2 separate regions of the Mus musculus genome follow, and region 2 is linked to region 1. Evidence: chromatin loops called from intact Hi-C (ENCODE). Cell type or tissue: gastrocnemius. All regions are shown on one strand.

Region 1 (8,000 bases):
AAAAAGCATTTCTAGGAATAGGAACTGAAAGCCTGGTCCTGACCACTCCTTTCGAGAAAGCACGTTCATGTCTCTGCCTGCAGAGTGCTGTGCGCTCCTCCCACAGCTGCAGTGTCCTCTGTCCCTGTCTTTCCCAGCCTGTGTCTGCTTCTTATTCCTATAGGAAGCCCCTCTTCCCAGTGCCACAGCTGGCCACTTCCTGGCTAAGCCCTCCACTTAGGGACTCCAGGCATCCCTTCTGAAATCTGAACTCATACAGCAGCACTTCCTGTCCCGTGTCATTTCCGCCACATGCCTCCTTTTTAGCTGCAATTAGGAACTCGGGGTCATGAAAGCCCTTCCTGGTCACCTTCGGATCATCTTGAAGTTTTACCCTTTCTACAGTGAGATCCTCAAACTGCTGGCAGACAGGCCCTGGGCCTTTATTTAGGGCTAGGTTTCTCTACCAAGATCCCATGAACCCAGATACAGGGCTCTTGTAGCCCCTGACCTGAGACACTGCCACTGCAGAGAGCTACCCATTTCTGGGGGTCTGAGGTTACACACATTCATCACACAGAGGCCAGAGGTTGATGTTGGGCATCTTCCTTTAAGTCGTTTTATTAAACCTCCTGTCTCCACCTTCCCAACACTGGGAATACAGCTCTACACCACAGCACCCAGCTTTTTACCCGGATGCTGAGTATACAGGACTCAGGTCCTCATGCTGAATAGCCAGCTAGCCACCTCTCCAGCCCCAGAGCCACCGATTTCGTAATCTGTGAATAGGCAGAATCTGTCCCCGAAGCTTAGGACTCAGGGTATGTGGCTGAGGGTAAGGGGAGTGATCAAGAACCATCCTGGGATCCTCTGCCAGGCCTGATCAACCCCATCAGTACCAAACAGCCTTTCAGTTCCCTTCCCCACATGCTAATGCCACTGTCATTCACTCTGCCCAGTGAATCCTCTTCAGGGAACAGCAGTGGAGGGCAGCCTTTCTGGCCTCTTGGGTTGGAATATGTACTGCCTGGCTGAGTTTGAATTCCTGGACCAGCTGGGCTGGGGGTTGCTATTCCAGGAGGGTGGAGTGGCCTCTTTTTTGGCTCCTGAGGGGTATCTTTAATGCCACCCACCAATAGCAGTATGCCTCAACATCTCCGTGTGCCAGGGTGAGACATATGGTGTATTTTTACCAAGTGTGCAGATCTGGACAGGAAAGGAAGCTCATCACTGGCACTTCCTTATTTGGCCATTGTTCCTTGCTTCCTTCCCAGCTTACTCCTCTCTGCTCATTTTTCTTCCTCCCCTCCATGCCTGTGAGTGGACTTCCGGGTCCTGCCCCATCCCTGTTCTAGCTGGAGACTTTTCCCTTAGCGTATTACAGTCTCCACTTTGGTAGCCTCCATCAGTTGCCATCCCATTGCCAGAACGGACTCATGCTGGCCCTGCCCCAGGCCCCGACACTCATATGCATGCTACGAACACCTAGTAAATGCCACAAGTCTGGATGCCCAGCCTTCCTAGTTCCTCCATCCTGGGACCCCCATTTGGCCTATAGAGTTATCTAGCTATATGTGCTTTTTACAGACAGTACCGTATAACCGCGAGATGCAGAAACTGCCCCCATTTGTTAGCTTTCTAACTTCAAAGCTTCTTCCCTCTCTGACCTCAGTTTCTGTGAGTATAAAATGGAGATGATACTTATTTCTCAGGATTACCAAAATTAGGTATGAGTAAGGTTATACCTAAGGTGTGGTAATGGCCAGTAGTATCTGCTGTCTTTTTCTCTCTAGTTGACTGTATAGATTCTTTATTTATTTTTTTTAACCTAGAAGTTGGAGGGCCAGTATTCATATCAGTTAGGTAAAGGAAATAACAAACAGCCCTAGAAACTCAGGACAGTCATCTGTTTATATTCACAGAAATTTCTAGACACAAACTCTCAAATTCCCAATTAATTATCCTATATAAAAATGATGTACTATTTGCATACAACCTACATATGGCTAGCTGCCTGTGTATTTTAAGTCATCTCTAGATTACTTTTTAGACCCAGGCTAATGTAAATGCTATGCAGAAAGCTGTTACACTCAACATTTAGGGAGTAAGAAAAGCCTGAGCATTATACATGTTCAGTGTGGATGGATTATTTTCCAGAATATCTTTTATCCACAGCCGGTTGAATGCATGGATACAGAACCGTCAGGTGATTGCCGTTCACAGTGATAGTTAGCATCTTCTCTGTTGTGGGTCCCTCTCTGGGAAGAACAAAATCTGGCTTGTGCCAGAAGAAGAGACTGGGGATGGTGTCAACCACCAGTGACTGCCCAGCAGTGCGGAAGATGCAGAGGGGGATCCTGTTTCTTAAAGTGCAATGTCACTACTTAAAGTCACTGTCACTTGGACATAGAAATAGTTAAGAGGAGATTCAGGCAGTATCTCCATAGTCCTTCCTGTACTGTAAGCATGCTAAGTCCTGAGGATAAGCCACCTGCTCCTGCTGCAATCCAGTCTTAGCTGTGCCTGGCAGCAGGCAACAGAGGCCTGTACTGGTTAGTGTCTCACAGATTAGCCCCCTATCACTGTGGGCCTGCAGGCAATAAAAAATGTGTAAGTTTCCAAACACCCATCATTTAGGCTCAGCACAGCTTAGATGGATCTTCCTCCTGCTACTGTGTACACTGGAGCCATTTTACCATGTTTATGCTGTGCTTGTTACCAAAAAATCTTCCTAGGTTTGCTGACTGCAGATGAAACACAACCATTTGACAGTTTGGGCTCTGGGTCTAGCAGTCTACCTTAAATAATGGGAGAGTGGCAGAGCTTCTCTGAGTCTCATTTGTGTGGAGAGGATTGGCAACTCTACTGCCCACCCCAGTTCTGAGGGGTAAATGGATGTTTTGGGGAAATTAGAGCAGAGCCTTCTGTCCACTGAACACTCAGTGCAGCCTGCTCAGGCCCTGGGGCTACAGTGGGAGTCCAAGCAGGCAGCAGCATTTGGCTGGTTTGGTTTGGTTTGTTTCTCTCAGAGCCCTGCCCCAGGGCAAGGGCTGGGTAAATATTTACATGGGATGGGAAGTTTAAAATCCTGCTTCTTCTCCTGAAGTAATAAGAACTCTTCCTTCCCAGAAAGTTGATCAATCCTGAATCCTCAGGGTCGGAGGGGACAGCCAGTTCTGTCAGTGGTGGAAGGTTTTCATGGCTTCTTCTCTCGCTGGTGCTTTCTGGAACCTGGCTTCCACTCTCCCTTTGGTTGGTGACTCTGGCATGGCAAAAATCAAGGCTCTTGATAGTTCAAGAGCTGGTGGCAATGCAGCCATGGTAATGGGCCAGCTTCTTTCTGTGGTATGGCATGATCAGGGTTTTATTTCATGTGGCTTTTGCCTGCCTGTATCTCGCTGTGTTCCTACTGTCAGGAAGGGACCAGAGGACGCTAACAGATGCTAACAGTATGTGAAACCCAGAGCTGGAGGCAGCCTGTTTGGGTAACGGGCTGCTTTCAGCCCCATACGTTCCAGGGCCACCACCTTTCCTGCATAGGCAGCCTTGGGCTATGCAGTTCCCTTCCCACTCAGAGCTCTGCTCTGTCTTTTCTCCGTCCTCTAGGGACTTTCTGTACCAGGCCCCAGGTGGCAAAGCCCTGGCTGCCTCTGTCCCTCTCAGCCATTGCTCTCCTGGAAGCCCCAGGGATCGTCTTACCTCTGCACTTGCTGCTGCTTGTCTGTCTAGATGCTTTCCTCGTGGCTGTCTGCAGCACAGGCCTACTCACTTGAACAAAGATCTTTCCGACACGCTTCTTCCTCCAAGAGACCCTTTGAAGCCTCCTCACCTTCACCCTTCTACCTCTACCTCCCCTAGGTGCAAACCTCCTGTGACATATTGTGACTCACTTCTTTGCTTGATGGTTTTCCTCCCTGATAGTCCAGTCCACCGAAAGCAGGAGCTATGCCTCCAGCGCCTGGAACACTTTGTACTCCATAAATGTGTGCTGAAAAGAAGGGATCAACTTACAGCTAACAAATGTGTCGAGCTTTGAGGGAAGGGATCCACCAGCCTGCAGGAAAGAAAGTGAACAGGGACCCACGGTGGTATGGAAGCATTGCCTGTGCATGCTCAGAAGGTGGCTGAGGCTAAGAGCCAGCCTGACACTGGTGTCACACAGTGGCATTCTCCAAAGTTGGCAGAGGGAGCTTTGGGCAGGTGGGCAGGGCTCTGGCTAGCAGAATACTGGACAGGCAGAGAGAAGCAGGTCTTGCCACTGAGGCCCAGTTAGTTGACTTCCCAGGGTGACCAGTCAGACTGGTGGCTCACCCAGATATTCAGAGATGGGACAGCGTCTCCTGTCAGGTAATTTTTCCCTCAGAAACATTCTCTGCTACTGACCTCACTTCAGCTACAGAAACCCTGAGTCTACACGGAAGAGAAAGATGGACTTTTCCTTGTGACTTCAGTCAGGAGGAGAGGGTGGGGCTGAGGAAGTGGTTTGTGGCATCCAGGAGTGTTCCTCTGGAGAGGGTCAGCTGAGTCCCCAGGAAGAAGCTCCTTGTCCAAGACCATCCTCCTTCCCCACCAGACCAACAGAGCACAACCTTGGGCAGACATGGGAGGAGTTTGGGGCGTGGCGGGAGAAAGCCGTGCTAGTGAGAGAGACTCTCAAATGGGTTTTAAAGGAGTAAGGTTGACATGGCGCTGTTCAAAATTGGAAGATCAGGGCTTGAGGGAGGTTGTTTTTTAATAAATGCTTAAGTTACATCCTTATAAAAACTCAACTCTGATGGTTGGCTGTCATAACTGGTGACTATGGGCAGAGTCTTAAAGTAGAAGTCTCCCATAATTCCAGACAAAACAAGCCTAGATAGGTAATTTTATAGTTCACACAACTACACACTGAACACCTACATGTGTACAGCACAGAACTATGGTAGGACAGTCAAGGCATCAGTTATTAAAACAGGCCTTAGTCGTGGGCAGGTGGGTGGGGGAGCACCCTTATAGAGGCAGGGGAAGGGATGGGATAGGGGGTACCGAAGGGGAGACCTGGAAAGGGGAAAACATTTGAAATGTAAATAAAGAAAATATCCAATTAAAGAGAAAAAGAAAAGAAAAAGAAGAAGAAAAAGGAAAGGAAAAAGAGGCCTTTATCTTAGTCGGACTCTATGATTAACTTAGGACAGGTTGAAGACCTTGAATTCTGAAGAAGAAATGCAAAGAGTAGAAGGCCCAGCTGTTGTCTCTGCAGTATTTACTGGCTGTTTCACCAAGGTTGGAATTTTCTTTGGGAGGTGGTAGAAGAGTTCTGTGTGTTGATCGTGGTGTTTTTTACAATCATATACAACCATCAGAAGACATCGAATTTTAGGTTAGATGTGGAATGCAGTCTTTGTGCATAGGTCCTACTCTTACAATGTTAAATCTTAAAAACAAACAAACAAAACCCAGGCCTTAGTCCTCCCTGGCCATACCCTGTACTGCTATGCTGCACTGTTGCCACTAGCCACAGGTGCCCATTCATACTTAAAATTGAGATTCCTCAGCCACAGGAGAATTTCATGAGCTCAGTCAGCATCCTTAGCTGGTGGCTGTTGTTAGGCAATGGATACATATTTTCAATCCCTACAGGAAGTCCTATTGGACAATGATAGTCTAGAGCAGTGGTTCTCAACCATCCTAATGCTGTGACCCTTTGATACAATTCCTCACGTTAGTGGTGACCGCCCCCCACCATAGAATTATTTCATTGCTAACTCATAACTATAAATTCGCTATTGTTATGAATCGTAATGTAAATATCTAACCTGCAGGATAACCTATATGTGACCCTTAAAGGGCTTGCGACCCACAGGTTGAGAACCACTGTGCTGTAATGACTGCTTACAGTTGGTACCAGGGTACCCTGGTAATTATAAATATGCTTGCCTCTACATGGTAGACAGAGACCATTTAGCTCATCTACTGTATATCCTGTTCAGGAACCTACTCTTGTCTCTTTCTCCAGCATGAACATCTTTTTTTTTTTAATCAGTAACAGATGAACATACTCACTTTGTCTCCTAGTGATGGATATTTGGCGGATGCTGAAGTTTGACTATCACGTGACTGTCCTTGCCACTTAAATCTAGCTCTCTAGCCCTCTTTTACCAGTGATGTCCAGTGAGGTGGCAGCCAGCATGCCAAGCACAGTCAGCACTCAGCACTGTCATCAACTTGTGGTGCCTTCGCAGATGTCCAAGAGCATGTGTCTAGTTGTCCCAGCCTCCAGAGCATCAGCCTCCATCAGCCCCTTTACCACCCACAGGAGGCTTTTGGAGATGTAGAGTCCCAAAGCCACAGTCATTCCCTCTAAGGAGGGTTGTTTCCGTTTTGTTTGTTTGTGCCACCCGCCCCCCATAAACATACTCATGAAGGCACATACATGCATGAGCATGCACGTGCACACACAGTGTTCACACATAGCCTCTTTTGTATCCAGGCTTGTGATAGTTTTATTGACCATCTCCTGGGTACCTGGCTTTCAGAAGGCACCATGTCTGTTATATGAGTGTACAATGGAACCCTTGTAGCCTAGGAGGGGGAGCAGGGGGCACATGGGTATCATTAGGCCTGGTCCCCAGCTCTGAGCATGGTGCTTCCCTGGTAAGGAGGCAGAGAGTCTACAGAAGTGAAGGCAGTTGTGCGCTGGTGTGGGAAGAGAATTCGAGTGTTATCAACCTGGCCCATCAGGGCTGATTGCTTTTTCTCCTTAATGGAGGCCCAAAAGGAATTCTAATCATTTTGGTGTCTTTATTTCTAAAGTAACTCAGCCTCCCCTACTCGCCCGTATAGCTCTTCTCAGCCTGCAGGACTCTACAGAGTTCACTCTGATTCCCTGGTTTGGATCCCCATCCTGTAAAGGGAAGAATTCTGAGCCTCTGCCCTTAACTTAGTCACCCTCTGTGACAGCAGAGACAGAGTAATTCTGAAGACAGCTGCTGGCTTAAAAATGACCCTGCTCAGAAGCCACTGAAAGCCTAGATACCCTGAGCCTTTGTAATCATTTACTTTTGCTGACAGACTTTAAGACACATTCGAGGCATTGCTATTCATCTTGAGTTCTCTACTAGATGTGATAGGAAGTGATAAGCAGCTGTGTAGGAGCCTAACTCAGTGTGGGCTTGGACCATGGACCATCTAGAGGGCTGCATCCATCCTCCCAGTGCAATCATCCCTCCTCTTGCAGCCCTGTTCCATCCTGACCCTTCTGCATCCCAGCTCCCCCTGGAGCAGGACCTGACTGTGCTCAGAACCTGGACTTTTAGACTTTGGGGGCAGACACTTGCCTGAAGGCTCACTGGATCCTTCTGCCCTTCATACTCATGGCGCCTGGCATCACAAAAGGGATGGGGAGGAGGGCACTGCTCTCACCCTTCTCTTTCTTGCCCCAGGCCCATTAGCAGCCTTTCTGGCCCACATCCCATCTCTGAATCAGCCATGACCAACCCACACATGAATCCACACTACCTCCAGAAAAAAGTACAGAAAAGCAATAGATAAAGGGCCTCATTTAGTAGAAGCTTAAATTTCAAGCGGAGCAGTGCTGGCTCCGGTCAATGGAGAGTTACAACAGCAGGTGCAGGGGACCTTCAAGGAGGGGCAGAGAGTGATTTGTGTGCGTGCTGGGGGAGGGCAGAGGCCCAGGCACATTTGATCTGTCTGCTACTGGAAGAAAAATAAACTCCATTTGCACTTCTGTTCTTAAAGGAAACAAAAGGTTTGAAAGAAACTTTAGGCCAACTACCTTCTCGTCTATTCTTCTGACTCTCTCAAATAGATCAGAAAATGATCCCAGGTTATTACCCACCTCTCCTTACCCCAAAATATGGTATGGGAGACACTGCCACCCCCACCAACCCCAGAGTACAGTCCTTGCTCACAGAACCTTCCTCCCAGTGCAATCATCCCATCAGCTTGGTGACTCTGAGCTCACGAAACATAATGGAAAAGAAGGTTTCAAAGCAATCTTCTAAGTGACTGAGAGCAAGAGT
Region 2 (8,000 bases), 100 kb after region 1:
CAGCACCTGATGTGGCGTGACAGCTCCTGATTTGTTGTTTGCCCATCACCCCATTACTACGCTGAGAGATGGGCAGTGACTAGGCGTGAGTTCACTCTTGCACTTGCGCATAAGGCTTGTTTACTAGTTAGGTGCAGTGGAAGCCAGCGCCATTTTATAATGGCGATTGCTCACAGCACGCATGCGATTGCTCGAGGCACGGCTCTCCACACCTGAATCTTTAAAAACATGCCTATCTTTTAAAGGTTGTAGTTTAACTTCGTGTGTGGGTGTGGGTGTGTGGGCATACACACACACATGCACATGCCCATATACACACATGAGTGTAGGGGTCTGAGGAGGCTAGGAGGTGACGGCTCCCCTAAACTGGAGTTGCACATGATTGTGAGCAACCCAACAACGGCCTAGTGCAAACAAAAATAGTACATGCTCTTAGCCGCTGAACTCTCTCTGGGTAGAAACACTGCTCCTTTAAACCCACAAGAATGTGTTCAAAGATTCTATCTGGACCTGAGGAGTTATACACTTTAAAAGTCGCTTCAGGGACCATTAATCTAGGAGCGCTAACCTTTTTGAATCTGCCAAGTTGTTTCATGGGCAAAGTTAGATGTGTCCTGTTCTTTCTTTGTTTAGTAAGTTAACGGATCTTTATGGCGCTGTCCTTATTTTGGATATGGAGAGAAACCCCCACGGTATTTATTTGTGCCACGTAGGTTTCTGACAGTTCTCAGAAAGGCTTATAATCAGGGATTTGGGGGAAAAAAGTGATGTTTCCTAAGTAAAGAAGATGATTTTCCAGACATGGAGTTAAAAGAGAAAGTTAATATAAGTCTTGCCGAGGAATGTGCCACTTCACAGAGTCACTTCTCAGTGCGATGCCACAGTGTAAATGGATCTTATTTGCAGTGTTCTTCAAACAACTTCTAGGGTACTCTGTGCTGTGGAATGAGATAGGTGCTCCCTCCTTAAGAGAACCAAATATAATGTGCTCAAAATGCAAGTAGAACTCAACGACTACTTCGGGCATATCCAGGACCTCGGTCTATTGAATGTGCCACCCACACTCCAAGTAGGCCTGCCCCCTCAGTTGCGGCTCACATGTCAATCAGCTCTGGAGTCTTCACAGACAGACTCCCCATTGTGCTTGCTGACTCTCCTACACATAGTTCAACCTGACAGTGGAGACTAAGCCCCACAACCAGACACGGGGGCACACGGTTGTGGGCCCAGTTATTGGAGACACAGTTTGAGGCTCTCTTCAATAACTTAGCGAGACTGTTCAAATCACAAATTTAAAAGAGGCTGGAGGTGTTTCTCAGTGAGACAGAACTTGCTAGAAAGGATGTAAGGCCGTAGGCTCTCCCCTGAGTAGGACTACCACAACAACAAAAAGAGCAAACAACATAGATGTCTTGACAGATGTATATCCACAATCATATTAGTTCCTCTGGAATAAAGACTGTGAGCATATCCACCTGTAGAACTCCCAAGCACACAGGGCAGACTTGAAGACAGACAATTGGAAGAGGTGCCGGTATGAAGGGGTAAGAGCCGGGTACTAGGTAGCCGGAGAGCAGTGAGCAGGACTGAGCCTGGAGCCTCAGAGGTGGGCAGGGGCAGTGGGGCTGGAGCAAGGGTGCAGGGAGAGGGGAGAGGGGTGGTGAACCTCTGGGGGGGGGGGGGGGGACTTTGCAGGTAGAGGAGAGAACCGAACACATGGAGGGAAAAGAGAGAACAGAGCAGAGCACTGTAGGGAGTGAAGCGCTCCTGAGAATCTGAGCAGGTGAGTAATGTGACTCACTGACTGACTGACTGACTTAGGTTCTCTGAGACCCCCTCTGGCTGTGGTAGACTGCAGGAAACCAGGGTAGGAACTGAGAGCCAGACCAGGGGCCTCCTTGGGGGAAGCTCTGCCCAACTGAGGTGGAGCTGTGAAGATGGTGAAAGTAGTCTCAAGACAGACATGTTCTGGAGTAGCTTCCATAGGATTTCTGTGATTGTGAAGCAGGTGTGGGAGTGAGTGGATCAGGGGTCTAGGAGTTGCCTCCAGTGTGCGTGTGTGTCTGAGGCAGGGTCCCATGATATAACCCCAGCTGGCTTCAAACTCACAGAGATCTGCCTCCCTCTGCCTCCTTAGTGCAGGGACTAAAGTGTTCCACCACCACGCTTGACTCCAGACACAGTTTAACTGAAACGAGAGGTTTCGGTTTGATTGTGTCATGTTCCCCATCAGCTTAAGAGTCTGAACACTTGATTCCCCCAGATGGTTAGCACCATTTTGAGAGGTCGTGGAACCTTTGTTTTGGTAGGGGGTTCCAGCTGGAGAAAGTGGGAAGTAGGTCATGCAGATTGGTGGTCCTTCTAGACCCTGCTCCCTGACTTCTGTCTCTATGCCTCCAGCTATCCCAGGCCTTCTCCAGGATGTATTGTATCCCCTGCACGGAATGCCGCAACAAATCATTCCTTACATTGTTCCTGCCAGGTGTTCTGTCACGGATACAGGGATCACGAAGAAGTAAGTGGGTGTGCCTACCAGACACTCACATAGGTCATCTAAGAGGCAGTCAGGTAGATGACAAATCTCCTGGACTCCGAGACAGGGTTCGAATGAAGTCATAGCTCCAGTCATCACTGGCACAGACGAGGCTGTTTTAAGTCTATGAGGCTCAGTCCCCTCAGGTTGCTATGGTAAATGCCTCACAGACGATCATAAACCACATAATGCCGTTTTTTCACATAGTCGACAATGGAAGTTCGAGATTAGGGCACCAGCAGATGCAATGCTTGCTGCCTTCACTGACATCTTTCCATGACTTCATGACAACCAGCAGAAAGGAGCTGGAGAACCAGTGATGTGGAGAAGGGTTGGGACCTTTATTCCCCATAGGTGGTGATGGAGCCCCTACAGGCAGAGCCTAGGCTAGGGGTCACGCAGACCCCATACCTGGAAGGGATTAATGCTGACCTTGCAGCGTTAATTTTTCCTGCAAGGAAGAGTAGTTACTTAAAAGGGGCCCTCTTAGGTCTTTTGCTTTCTGTCTCATCGTATGATTTCTTCTTCACAAGCTGCCACTGTAGAGATGCTGGTATCACACACTGTTAAGACGGGACTTCACATAGCTTGTGGATACTGGCATGCAGCAAGTGTAGTAAGAGTCTGCAAATGACTCCTGGCTGTCTGATGTCCTACTGGACTCTGAGCTGCCCGTGAGCCCGTGCCACCTTCTCTCTGGCTTTCACGTGACTTTGCTTGTCTGGTGCAGCTATAGCTCAGAACTGCTGAGAGGAGTGACTAGGTTTCACATGACAAGAGAAATGGCACGGCGGATGCCTGAAGGATACACAGCTCTCGAAAGAACTCTCGGCGTACGTGGGCCCTTCCCAGGGTCAAGAATTTGAAGTAGTTGCCCCATCATCTATTCCTGAACACTGGTGGAGTTTTGCACTAAAAATAGCTAGTCTAAAAATAAAAATTCCAGGACTAATCTGAGATTTGTCAACTGAACTGACGTCTACTTCTACATATTTGGACACATCAGTCCAGGCACTCAGACCTTTGGAGACATCTGAAACCTTGGTTTCATCTGGCATTATATACAGTCCTTAAGATGATACGTGGTTTTGTGTGGACATAATCAGGCAGTGTGTGAAGGGTTTGTTTGAAATAAAGCCTTTGTGCACAGAGTTCTGGTCTAGTTACCATACTGACACTGAATGAAAAACCTCAGAACATGAGCCACGAGAAGCCAGGAGTGTCTGCCATATCACAGTTAGCTCATTGCCAAGCAATTATGCTATTTTGATTTTGCAAGTAATTACAAGCCCCCATCCCAGTATTCTTGTTTGTTTGTTTTTTTTTTTTCTTTTCTTTTCCTTTTTAAAGAAATGGTCTCATTCTATAGCTGCCTTAGAACTTGCTATGTAGCTCAGGTTGGCCTTAGATTCATGATTCTTCTGCCTTGGTTTCCTAACTGTTGATGTCACAGGTGGATACCTCTGTACAGCCTCCTAAGTCCTTCCCCAGAGCTGATGTATACACTTCTGGGTTCTTACCAAGCCTCAGGGTGCATTCAGCTTGCCTCTCGATACCTCTGGTTTGAGCTGCTCTAACTCATTTTGAGTTGGTGGATTCAGTGCATCGCCATGGCTCACTGGAAATTAAGCCCAGAGAACCAATCAGCTTTCCTAACAACCTGTGTGATTTCTGATTGGTCACACACCATTCAATTCAGCTTCCTTTATTTTTATGAGGTATCATGATGAATGGGTGGGCTGGTCTTTTATTCAACCTCTTTATGCCCTTAGGAGTATTTAGCAACTTGACATCCCAGGCTTATACATAACTATTGTGTATAAAATGCTACTCCATTCAAGCAAAGCAAACTTCTTCGCAGCTGATCCCCAAATTTTTCTCTAGCACAGTAATAATGTAGGTGTGTCCAGGTGACTTTCCACACTGCTCTCATTCTGGTGTAAATGGAAATGTTCTGAGGTAGTTTGTCAGTTGACCAGCCTTTGGCCTCTCCTCTGTGGAGCTCTGCACGCTTCTGTAGGTCTTGGAGGTTTGAGGAATTCTAACTCAGTAAAGAAGCTCCTTTGCTGCTGACCCTTACAGATGTTATTATATCATTTAACTAAATCACACGGCTATCAAAAGGAAAGCAAAGTGCATGTCACTGGTGCTAGGTGGGGTAACAGTGATGGTTTGAATAGGAATGGCTCCCATAGTCTCATGTGTTTGAATGCTTGGCCCATACGGAGTGGCACTGTTAGGAGGTGTGGCCTTGTTGGAGGAAGTGTGTCACTGTGGGGGCAGGCTTCAAGGTCTCCTATGCATAAACTGTGACCAGTGTGGTAGACAGTCTCCTCCTGCTGCCTTCAGATCAAGATGTAGAACTCCCAGATCCTTCTCTGGCACCATGTCTGCCTGGATGCTACCAGGCTTATCTCCATGATGATAATGGACTAACCTCTGAAACTGTAAGCCAGGCCAAATTAAAGGTCGTCCTTTATAAGAGTTGCCTTGGTCATGGTGTCTGTGCCCAGCAATGGAAACCCAAACAAAGACAGTAACACTAGATGCTGTGACATCCCAATTTCTATGACATGGGACAACAGGGTTCATATCTCACTTGTGCAGCTGCTGACGTAATAGTGTTACACAGCCAGTGGCTATGCCTTCCCCATTGTCTCTGCGAGACTTGTGTCCCTTCCAAGCCATAGTCTCCACAGCCAATGCTGCCATACAGTTTCCCCACTAACCAGGGTCCCAGGAGAACACAAAGGTGTGCATGTCCTTATTTTAGAAGTGGCATGCTTGTTTTGCTCATAGTCTATTGGCTATATATTCAACCAAGTGTCCCCATCTGGAGGCTGGCTAGCTTGGCCATGATTAGGCAACTATGTCCAAGTTGTAACGTCAGGCTCAGAAATGGAGAAATGTGAGTTTTAGCTTATTACATTTATATGCTTATGCCATATCATATAATGAAAGTCATTAACATATACATTTTGAGCTGAGTATAGAGGCACATGCCTGTAATCTCAATACTTGGTATGCAGAGACTAGAAAGTACCAAGTTCAAGGCCAGACTGGGTTACATAGTGAGGACCTGCCTCAAACAAACAGAAGAAGAAGAAGAAGAAGAAGAAGAAGAAGAAGAAGAAGAAGAAGAAGAAGAAGAAGAAGAAGAAGAAGAAGAAGAAACAGAGCTAACCTTTGGATTATAACTAATACATGGAATTATACTATAAAGGGCACTTCACTAAAGGGATGTTGTTCAGTTAACATGGTATTGAAACACACATGTCATCTGCGTCATTTGTGTGGACAAATTGTGTGGACATGGTGGCTCTCCTTGCAGCTTTGGGTAGTTCTGTGATGTGTCCATAGCTTTGGGCATTTCTGAGATGTGTCCATTTCTGGCTGCTACCACACAGACAGACAGAGAAGTCTCAGTTGCTTCTCTTACCAGTTGCTGCCAAGCCTCCACTGCACCCTCGCAGACTCTCTGGAACTGTAACCCCAATTAAGATCTTAGAAGATGCCTTGGTCATGGTGTTTTATCACAGCAGTAGAAAAGTAGATAATACCGGTGGGTAGAAAATACCTGAACAGTATCCGGTTTCTCCTGGAGCAATGGACTCTTTCTCTCATTAACATCACAGCTCTCCTCTTAAGCACTTATCCGATGACTCAGTCTGCAACTACGATGCCACATTCTTTGAGTGTCAAACGGTCAAAGAGTGTGCATAACAAACAAAATGTAACTTTTAGGTACATGAACAAGACATATTTGCATATTTGGCAATATTTCTTTAGGACAAGATTCAGCTGCCTGTGAGATAAAAACCAAATAGAACTGTAGCTTACAAAGTAAAAATTCATTTGTACCAAGTCAGCAGGGAACTAGACCGATGAGCAGAGTAGCTGCATGCTTACCAAGAACTCACACTAAGGGCTGGGGAGATGGCTGGGGCTGAAACCCTTGCTGTGTGTACACGAAGGCCTGAGTTCAGATTCCAGAACACAGGGGTTTCCATGGTGGCCAGGACAAGGGTCTATAACCTGGGATGGGGGTCTATAACCCTGGGACAGAGATCCCTCAGAGACCAGCAGATTCCCAGAATTCCTGGACTCCTCCTGCCTAGCCAGTTGTATGAGCTATTATAAGTAATGGAGAAGATTGGACGTATATCTGAGGGTCTGCAGGGTTCTACACCAACATTTTTCCAATTTTCCATAAAGAAAGTTCTGCTAGCCACAGGGCCCTGGAAGCAAAGCCCCTTGGCCATTGACCATCGCTACAATTACCCAACCTTGCTTGTTTGTGCACGCCAAGCGAGTGCTCCACAGCCGTGCTGCTCCCCAAGCCCTGAGCTGAGCAAATTTTGAGCCTGGCCTAAGATAAAGATAAAAAGTGTCACCCAGTTAAAGAAAAACCAGTAGGCTATCAGCCCCTTCCAATTGTACTGCCCAGCCCCCACACTACAGCAAGTCCCCTGTATGGGAAAGAGAAGAAACCCAGCTAGGCATAGATAAGGAATCAGTGACCCAAGCAAAAAAGGGAGGTGCCTGGCCCAAGTGTAAACTAGATAGAAGCTAGGCTCACTGCTGAATTAAGCATTAAACAGATTCAAAGAAAAAGTATATAAAAGAAATAGTAGTTAAGAATTAATCTAGTCACGATTTGTACAGGGAGAGGGTAAGGTGATCTGGTATATGCCCTGGTCGCTGTTTCTCTGTGGTCTCAGGCTCCTGTTGGAAGGGTACTTCAGCTTGTCCAACTCTGAACCTTGGTGCTTTTCGTTCTTGGAAGCCTGTGATTTCTACTTTCCCCCTGCTACCCTGCCATTCACGCCCATTTTGAACACCAAAGCTTCTTGGAGCAGGAGAAAGGAGAGCAATGGTCTAACTTAGGCAAAGCAAAGGCTAGAAAGGAGAAAGGTGACTGACTTGGTGAGTCTCCCTGTGCCACACACTCTGGAGAGAAGTGACCGCAGAGGACTCCAGGGTCCTCTCCAGAGAGCCCCCAGTACTACTGGGACTTGTGACCAGGTGGTAGGAGGCTTCCCCAGGAGGTATCTGGAGGCCTAAAGCCAGAGCACTTCACAGCTGCCTGGGAGGATCTCTGTGTGGTGAAGGGAACTGTGGCTAGCTGGGAACCACAGGGATAAGGCTAGCCACACATAACATCTATCTGAGTTGGGAATAGTGTCAGAGCCTGTAACCCCAGGGGCTAGAGAAGCTGAGATGGGAGAGTGGTGGGTTTGAGACCAGCCTGGCAAATGTAATGAGACCCTGGTTCAAAAAACAAAACAAACAACTACGTGATTTTGTTGTTGTTGTTTGTTGTTTTTACCAAGTACTCCATGATAAATCACACCATCAGCCTGTCTTCAATTTTTAATTGTAAAGCAGTCTCACTAAGCTGCCCAGGCAGACCTGGAAAGTACTGGTCCTCCCTCAGCCGCCAGGGTAGCTGGGGTCACAGACCTAC

What was found. A loop is a pair of places that touch in the nucleus more often than their neighbours do. Peaks named below come from ENCODE experiments on the same cell type or tissue, not always from the same donor. Only the 100,000 strongest peaks of a DNase experiment are listed, where the experiment ranks them.
Region 2: a loop joins it to region 1, with 2.3 times the contacts of the local background. A loop is called at or near these places in 3 of 42 quality-filtered maps.

What each region holds. Positions count from the first base shown.
Region 1 is chr5:74,246,145-74,254,144 of GRCm38, reverse strand. All of the region lies in intron 5 of Scfd2 (Sec1 family domain containing 2), which reads left to right. Among named protein-coding and RNA genes, the nearest start is that of Rasl11b, 55 kb to the right of the region's middle. In gastrocnemius, no CTCF peak of the experiment used is centred here; DNase peaks (open chromatin) are centred at 1,059, 2,946 and 4,161; H3K4me3 peaks cover 253 bases; H3K27ac peaks cover 3,152 bases.
Region 2 is chr5:74,143,172-74,151,171 of GRCm38, reverse strand. No RefSeq gene overlaps it. Among named protein-coding and RNA genes, the nearest start is that of Gm32002, 14 kb to the left of the region's middle. In gastrocnemius, no CTCF peak of the experiment used is centred here; no DNase peak of the experiment used is centred here; H3K4me3 peaks cover 413 bases; H3K27ac peaks cover 1,292 bases.